Regions from separate parts of the Homo sapiens genome. Here region 2 is linked to region 1. Evidence: read pairs that join two places in POLR2A ChIA-PET (ENCODE). Cell type or tissue: CD4-positive, alpha-beta T cell. All regions are shown on one strand. Links, peaks and the distances in the headings refer to the core of each region. The heading gives the core; the rest is flanking DNA.

Region 1 (4,392 bases), core at 308-4,307:
CCAGCCTGAGCAATAGAGTGAGACCTTGCCTCAAAAATTAAAAAATAAAATAAATATAAAAATAAAACAAGAGAGAGAGGGCACCGTCTCTGTGGTACTATTTGGCTGTGTTACATAACTGGCATTTTATTTGGAAAAAAAAAATGTCCTCCAAGGGGTTCATTTCCTCAGATCAAATGTCATTCCAGGTGTTGGTATGCATTCGACGCGTGCATTCTTCAGCCCTGGTTATTCTGTTTTATTTTATGTAAAACTCTATTTCAAAATACAGGTCTTCCCAGAAGACTGGGTGCCCATTCTCCTTCAGGCTGTGCTAAATGGAAGGTGCTAAACACCTGCCTGAGGCCACGTCCAGGCCACACACCTGGGCAGGTGATGCTCCACCTCCTACCCCCAAGTGCACCCTCTGGGTAAACACAGGCTCTGCTGGGCCCCAGCCACCACCAAGTGTTCTGGTTTCACTGTTGCTAAGGATAGTGAACTTTTTAAAACAACCTTCCTTTCTTCTCTAATCTGGTAGAAAAACAAAAGCCCAGTCAGGAACCAACCAAGTGGAAGAGAGTGCAGCTGAATAAAATCAACATTGCACTTGGCTTTCTCTGACACCAGTTCCCAGAATCTCTTGAGTGATGGGAGGATCCATGCAGGGGTTGTTTTGGAGAGCCTGGCCAAGGGGTCTCTTGCAGGGCCTGAAGTCCAACATTTAAGGGAGCAGGAAAAAAGAAGAAGGAGGTTTCCTCTTCTCATATTGCTGCCTCTTCCCATCACCTCTCCTTGAACCTCAAGAAAAGGGCTGGGCACAATGGCTCGTGTCTGTAATCCCAGTGTGTTGGGAGGCTGAGGCAGGAGGATCACTTGAGGCCAGGAGTTTGAGACTAGCCTGGGCAACATAGTGAAACCCCTCCATTTCTACTTTAAATTTTTCTTTTACAGGCGGAGTGCGGTGACTCTCGCCTATAATCCCAGAATTTTGAGAGGCCAAGGTGGGCAGCTCACTTGAGCTCAGATGTTCGAGACCAGCCTGGGCAACATGGCAAAACCCCATCTCTACAAAAAATACAAAAATTAGCCAGGCATGGTGGTGTGCACCTGTAGTCCCAGATACCTGGAGGCTGAGGTGGAAGGATCACTTGAGCCTGGGAGGCAGAGGTTGCAGTGAGCCAAGATCACATCACTGCACTCCAGCCTGAGTGACAGTGAGACTCTGTCTCAAAAAAGGAAAAAAGAAAAGAAATTAAAATTAAATAAATTTTAAAAATCTTTTTTTCTTTCTTTCTTTCTTTTTCTTTTTTTCAAAGAAGTCTCCTAAGAGCCAGGCTATTAGCACTATCCTCCCTTTCAAGTGCTATACAGTGATCAGGTGAAACTGGAGAACATCTGAGTTGGGAGAGAATTCTAAGATCTCAAGTGTAAAAGCTTAATTTCACTGACTAAAAACTGAAGTCCAGAAAAGGAAAGAGGTTTTTGGCAAGGGGACACAGCCAACTGGTGGCAGAGCTGGCAATAGAACCCAGGATCCTTTTGACAACCCCCACCCCACATACACACATCCTCCCAAAGTGTGATCTTGCTCCAAAAAGCTAGCTTCTCTCCGAGTTTTCGCGTTTCTATCAGAAGCCCCCTCATCCTTTTCTTTTTCTCCCCCCTTTATGGCTATCTATCTTCTACAGGAAGGACAGAAGCCCTTTTCTTCTCAGTGAATAAGATTGGGAATCTTGGCCGCGCGCAGTGGTTCACACCTGTAATCCCAGCACTTTGGGAGGCCGAGGTGGGCAGATCCCCTGAGGTCAGGAGTTCGAGACCAGCCTGGCCAACATGATGAAACCTCATCTCTACTAAAAATACCAAACCAGCAGGGCATGATGGCGCATGCCTGTAATCCCAGCTACTCAGTAGGCTGAGGCAGGAGAATCGCTTGAACCTGGGAGGCAGAGGCTGCAGTGAGCCGAGATTGTGCCACTGCACTCAAGCCTGGGCAATAAGAGTGAAGCTCCGTCTCAAAAAATAATAATAATAAATAAAAAGATTGGGAATCTTGAGAAACTAAAAGAAAAGGGCAAATACTTAAAGAAAAAAGAAAAGACTGGGAATCTGAGAGTCATTCTTAGGTATTTTTGTTATCCCACGTGTGCAAGTAATGATTCCTATTGAGGCTTGCTTTAAAATATCTTACTCTCTATTCCACCCTTGCCTTCAGTCTGTGCCTGCTGCTGCCCCCTACCTCTGACCTCTCTCCAGGCCACCCGGTAGATAGCTAACATATTCATGATAACTTACAATTGTCATACACATACACGGCATCACTGTGCTGTGTTCTACATGTGTTACTTTATTCCTCTAAAAGACCCCATAAGCTGGGTGCCTTTATTACCCGCATTTTATAGATGAAGAAACTGAGGCTCAGTGCAGTTAAATAATATTTGTAAGATCTCACAGCAAGCAAGGAGCAGAACTGGGATTTTATTTATTTAACTTATTTATTATTATTATTATTATTATTATTATTGAGACAGAGTCTTGCTCTGTCGCCCAGGCTGGAGTGCAGTAATGTGATCTCGGCTCACTGCAGCCTCCACCTCCTGGGTTCAAGCAATTCTCCTGCCTCAGCCTCCCAAGTAGCTGGGATTACAGGCACACACCACCACACCTGGCTAATTTTTGTATTTTTAGTAGAGACAGGGTTTCGCCATGTTGGCCAGGCTGGTCTCAAACTCCTGACCTCAGGTGATCTGCCCGCCTCAGCCTCCCAAAGTGCTGGGATTATAGGGGTGAGCCACCGCGCCTGGCCGGAACTGGGATTTTAGAAGAACCAAGTGGTCTGGTGCCAAACTCCAAACTCCCAGCTGCTATACAATACTGCGTTTCTCTGAAGCACCCATACGACCATGTCACTCCTGTGCTCAAGTCTCTTCAGTGCCTCCCTTCTGACTGTGGTCGTTCAAATTCCTACTTGGGCATTAAAGGCTCTTCAGTGGTTTGTCTCTCGCTCTCCTGCAGGTAAGTTTATGCGCTTTGCTGTGTCTCACGTCCCTCCTCTATTACTTGAGTGTGATAATACCCTCTCATGAGGCTGCCACGAGGATTAAAGGAGGTCACTCAGCACAAAGTGACACAATTGGTGTTAGTGATCATTTAGTTACCTTTGTACTGTTTCTCCCAACTTACTTAGAGGACTCCTCTGACCAGAATGTTGCTGCAAATAAACAGTGCTTGTTGCTAAACTGAATGCGAATGTAAATTTTCCCTTCCTAGAAATGTTCCCCACTCCCATATGCCAACATCTCCAAATCCGTCCAAACCCAACCATCCTCCAATCACTCTACTTCACTGCCCCCACCCCCCCACTAATTGAAACTCCTGAGACACTTACTCTTTTTTTTTTTTTTTTTGAGGCAGAGTCTCACTCTTTCACCTAAGCTGGAGTGCAATGGTGCGTTCTCGGCTCACTGCAACCTCCACCTCCCAGGTTCAAGTGATTCTCCTGCCTCAACCTCCCGAGTAGCTGGGACTAGAGGCTCACACCACCATGCCCAGCTAATTTTTGTATTTTTAGTAGAAATGAGGTTTCATCATGTTGGCCAGGCTGGTTTCGAACTCCTGACCTCAAGTGATCTGTCCACCTCGGTCTCCCAAAGTGCTGAGATTATAGGCGTGATCCACCACGCCTGGCCTCGGGGACGTTTATTCTCATCATTCTTTTTTTTCCACACCACTATTTATTTACTCGTTTGTTAAGCATTTATCAAGTGCTTACTCTAATAATAACAATGCCTGTACAGACAGTCCCTGAGTTAATGGTGACTGACTTAATGATATTTTCAGTTGATGATGGGTTTACAGGGATATAACCCCATCTTACACTTGCTTGGTTATTTTTTTTTTTTTTGTCTTTTTTTTTTCCTTTCTGTGGAGAACGGCGTCTTGCTGTATTGCCCAGGCAGGTCTCGAACTTCTGGGCTCAAGCTATCCTCCCACCTCCTCCTCCCTAATAGTTGGGATTACAGGCATGAGCCACCATGGCCGGTGGACGTAACCCCAACTTAAGTCGAGGAGCATCTGTATTTGACTTGATACTTTACGAAGGGCTCCATACCACAGCTCTGCATCTGTAAATCCTCACAAAAGGCTTGGAAGGGGTTCCCATTTTTAGGCTGCCCTAGTTTTACCAGCTGGTGGTAAACCCTGGTGTCAGCACCAGCATTCCTGGGGATCCAGAGGTGATGCTGACAGGACCCCCGTCTTCAGGGCATGTATTGCTGGGTCTGTCCCGCAGACCCTGGCTGACAGATGAAATGAGTACTCAGACAGAGGTATGCAGTGTAAGAGCAGCTAGGCGACTGCCTGGCTCTAGTGTCCAGAGAGCAGCCCGAGAGCTGGAGCTGCTTGCTTTTA
Region 2 (4,392 bases), core at 296-4,295, 130 kb after region 1:
GTAGTCACTTAAAAACATTTTTAACCTACACTGGGTACAATTATGTGATTTAGCTCTTTTGCATGTACATTTGACCTTTAAAATACTGCCTACAAATTGTAGCTGTGATATAAGCAACTGAAGTTATCAATATTTTAAAGTGCAGAAGACATTTATGAAGTCTGTTTCTTTAGCACTTTCTATCACCAAATGTGTTGGCTCAGAGAAAAGACAACTGACTAAATGGGTGCAAATATTTGTAAATCATAAATCTGATATGGGACTTGTATCCAGAATATATAAAGAACTCTTACAACTTAATAATAGACATTTCTCTAAAGAAAATATACATGTGCCAACGAGCACATAAAATGACGCTCAGCATCACTAGTAATTAGGGAAATACTCATCAAAACTATAATGCAATACGTCACATGTATTAGGATGGCTAAAATAAAAAAAAAATGGGAAATAATAAACATTGACAAGGATGAGGAGACAATTAGAAACCTCCTACATCACTGGGAGTAATGTAAAACAGCACAGCCACGTTTGGAAAGTTTGGCAATACCTCAAATGTTAAACATGGAGTTGCAATACAACCCAGCAACCCCACGCCGAGGTATATACTCAAGAGAGACGAAATCCATGTCTCCACAAAAACCTGTACACAAGTGTTCATTACACCATTATTCATAGTAGCCAAAAAGTGGAAACAACCCAAACGTCCCTCAAATGATAAATAGATAAACAAAATGTGGCATATCTATACAATGAAACATTATTCGGTAATAAAAAGGACTGAAATACTGACACAGGCTACAACATGGATGAATGTTTAAGATACCACGCTAAATGAAAGAAGCCTGTCACGAAGAGCACACAGTATGATTCCAGTCACGTGAAGTCTCCAGAACAGGCAAATCTGTTCATAAAGATTGATTATTGGTTGGCAGGGGCTGGGGGAAAAAAGGGGACAGGCAGTAACTGCTAATAAATAAGGTTTCGGCCGGGCGCGGTGGCTCACGCCTGTAATCCCAGCACTTTGGGAGGCCGAGGAGGGTGGATCATGAGGTCAGGAGATCGAGACCATCCTGGCTAACAAGGTGAAACCCCGTCTCTACTAAAAATACAGAAAATTAGCCGGGCGTGGTGGCGGGCGCCTGTAGTCCCAGCTACTCGGGAGGCTGAGGCAGGAGAATGGCGTGAACCCGGGAAGCGGAGCTTGCAGTGAGCCAAGATTGCGCCACTGCAGTCCGCAGTCCGGCCTGGGCGACAGAGCGAGACTCCGTCTCAAAAAAAAAAAATAAAAATAAATAAATAAATAAATAAATAAATAAATAAATAAATAAGGTTTCTTTTGGGAATTATTAAACCCTTTTTGGAATTATTAAACCCTTTTTGGGGTTAATAAAATGTGTTTATGGCATGTGATACTCAATAAAGCTGTTATAAAAAGAGTGTTGGATCAGAAGTTTAAGAAAAGCTTTAAAACTTACTTGATGGAAAAAAGTTTTGTCAACGATATTTTCAATCTGCTTTGCTTTTTTATTTCTGCCTAGCTGCATTTTTATTTCATCACTGTTCATTTTGTTCTCTAGGAGTCGCTGGTGTTGATGCTGAAAAGTTACAGGATCTCTTCCAGGAGGAGGATGGCAGTACAGCAGCTTACCCTACAAAGACAACATGAATGACAACAGTGCAGCCTAAGTGCCATCTGTGGCCTCAGAGGAGACAGCTCCACCCAGTCACACTCTGATGGAGCTTTCTGCCTTCTGGTTAAGTTAGCTGAGTTGAGTTTTGGTCTACTGCAGCTGAAGAGTCCTTTTTCTAATACATCAATGGTCAAAGTGTTCTAGAGACCTAGCTCTTCCCATGGCGCCCCAGACTAGGATGAAATCTCTTTCTTCTTTTCTCGTTTGCATTCCCACTCAAGTATTCTTCAGTATACGGACATGATCATACTTATGGTGAATATTTTCCAAAACAAAACTCAAGACATAACTGGACAGTTACGGTAATGCCGGGTTAGACTGTTAAAGTCAGGAGAGTTCCTCGACTCCTGTATGTGGGGTTGCAGTTGCTCACTGGGTGCAAGTCTGCCTCTTTCCATCATAAATGATCTGAAGGCTGTGACTATTTTTACCTCATCTTTACATCCTCCACAGTAAGTGGTAAACGAATACATGACTTATCCATACCAATAGCATGAACTGCTTTCTTCCTGAACTGAAGGCAAGCCCATATGGTTGCCACTGAGCTCCAAGAGCTCCACCGATGTGGTCTTGAGAAGAGGAGGAAATAAAGCCAAATCCTCACAACTGGTTATTAACAGGGCCCTGTAATGCTTATTTGTGGAAAGAAACTTAATAGATAACAATTACTGGGGGCTCATTATGTGCCAGGCATTGAGCTTAGTGCTACACACACACACACACACACACACACACACACACAGACAGACACACACACACACACACACACACACACACACACAGACAGACACACACACACACACACACACACACACACACACACACACACACACAGAGTTTTCATTTATTTCCCATAATAATCTCATGAGATAGGCCCTGTTCATCTCCATTTTACTATGGGGAAACCCCCAAATAGCATGTTCTCATTTGAAAAGGAGAAATAGTAATCTCACAGACTTGTTACATATTTGTACTGAGAAGACGCACGTAAAACAGAACTATTTCTAGCAGGGTTAGCTTTCAAGAAATGTTAGCTGTTATCGTTACTAGGCAAATATAGAGATAGGCATATAAACAGCTATACTACAAAGAAGACTGTGACAATAGTTGCAATCATAACAAGCAAAGGGCTGTAGGAGACAAAAAAAGCCAGATGCATATATTGGTGATTTTCACTCATAATAGGTGTTCAGAGATCTCCATCTTTTGTAATGTCTATAATCCATATAATGTTAACTACCCTACATCAAGAACACAACTCCAGTTTCAATGAAAAAATATTTCCTTTATAATCGAACAGGTTACCATTATCTAAGAACGCAGAATGTGGAAAAGACTTGTGTATTGGAGAGCATGAGAGGCAGGGTTCACTTACACTGACATAGTCCTTCAGGATGTAGCGCGCAGATCGAGGCTGGTCTGGCTGTCCATGCGCTGTCATGAATCCTCGCATGTCTGTGGAGAGAAAAGAATTTTGCAAAATCTTAGATGACAGAATATCACAACAAAGACAACTGAGGTGATGTAGCTTCTATTACTAAGCATTCTTACTCTTGGATTTTAAAAAATTAGGTATCATTGTAGAATATATATTGTTTAGCATTAAAAACACTAGATAATCCAGGAGAATATTTACTTATATCTGATATCCTAAAAATGCCACCTAGCACCACGCTATGAAAGACAAATTCGATTTCTCTCTACTCCAGTTATTTCTTCTCTTTATTTTATTTTTATTTTATTTTTTGTTGAGATGGAGTCTCGTTCTGTTGCCCAGGCTGGAGTGCAGAGGCACAATCTTGGCTCACTGCAACCTCCACCTCCCAGGTTCAAGCAATTCTGATGCCTCAGCCTCCCAAGTACCTGGGATTACAGGCGCATGCCACCACGCCTGGCTACTTTTTGTATTTTTAGTAGAGATGGGGTTTCACCACGTTGTTCAGGCTGGTCTTGAACTCCTGACCTCAGGTGATCCACCCACTTCGGCCTCCCAAAGTGCTGGGATTACAAGCGTGAGGCACTACACCCAGCCTCCTTATTTTAAACATTTATTCATGGAGGCTACCTGTAGGAGAATGCTACGCTATCAATACTACTTGCAAAACAGAAAGCAACAGAGAAGTTTTCTTACTGAATGATGTACCTACATTTTTTTCCCCAGTAAGATCCCTTTAATACTAACTCAATTAGAAAAGCAGCGAAGCATGGTGGTTAAGAACACGGCTTCAGCAGACAGGCTGCGTTCAAAACTCAGTTCCCTCACATACTAGCTGTCGACTGGCTTTTCCAGTTTCGAAGAAAATAGTTAGAATCCTAATTTACACAATATACAACAATAAATTTCGTCAGATTAAAAATCTAAATGTTAAAAAAGTAAGTAAATATTACAGGAAGATAGTTTTATCTTTTTGGGAGGGAGAAGACCTTCCCAAGTAAAACACCAAACCCAGTCAAACCAAAAAGGAAAAATATAGTCTATTAAAATTGTCAACTTCTTTGGGGCCAAAGAAACCATAAATTAACATTGGAAAAAATGTGTAGCACATATAACAAAGAACTTTTACAAATCATTAAGACAGAACCATGTATAGGAAAATGTGATTCCCAGAAGAAAAATAAATGGTCACAAAACATTTGGAAAGATGCTCAACTTCACTAGTATTTAAAGAAATACAAAGTAAAATGAGAGTAATCTGGC

What was found. Peaks named below come from ENCODE experiments on the same cell type or tissue, not always from the same donor. Only the 100,000 strongest peaks of a DNase experiment are listed, where the experiment ranks them.
Region 2: POLR2A ChIA-PET joins it to region 1 with 6 read pairs; 5 of 35 experiments call an interaction of 5 or more read pairs at or near these places.

Annotation. Positions count from the first base shown.
Region 1 is chr3:194,512,602-194,516,993 of GRCh38, forward strand. No RefSeq gene overlaps it. Among named protein-coding and RNA genes, the nearest start is that of ATP13A3-DT, 28 kb to the left of the region's middle. In CD4-positive, alpha-beta T cell, for the core only: no CTCF peak of the experiment used is centred there; a DNase peak (open chromatin) is centred at 2,220.
Region 2 is chr3:194,643,095-194,647,486 of GRCh38, forward strand. LSG1 (large 60S subunit nuclear export GTPase 1) reads right to left here. Exons shown (of 14, transcript NM_018385.3): 12 at 3,070-3,149; 13 at 1,479-1,652. It overlaps TMEM44-AS2 (TMEM44 antisense RNA 2), which reads left to right. Exons shown (of 2, transcript NR_186047.1): 2 at 1,581-4,335. Among named protein-coding and RNA genes, the nearest start is that of TMEM44, 12 kb to the left of the region's middle. In CD4-positive, alpha-beta T cell, for the core only: no CTCF peak of the experiment used is centred there; no DNase peak of the experiment used is centred there.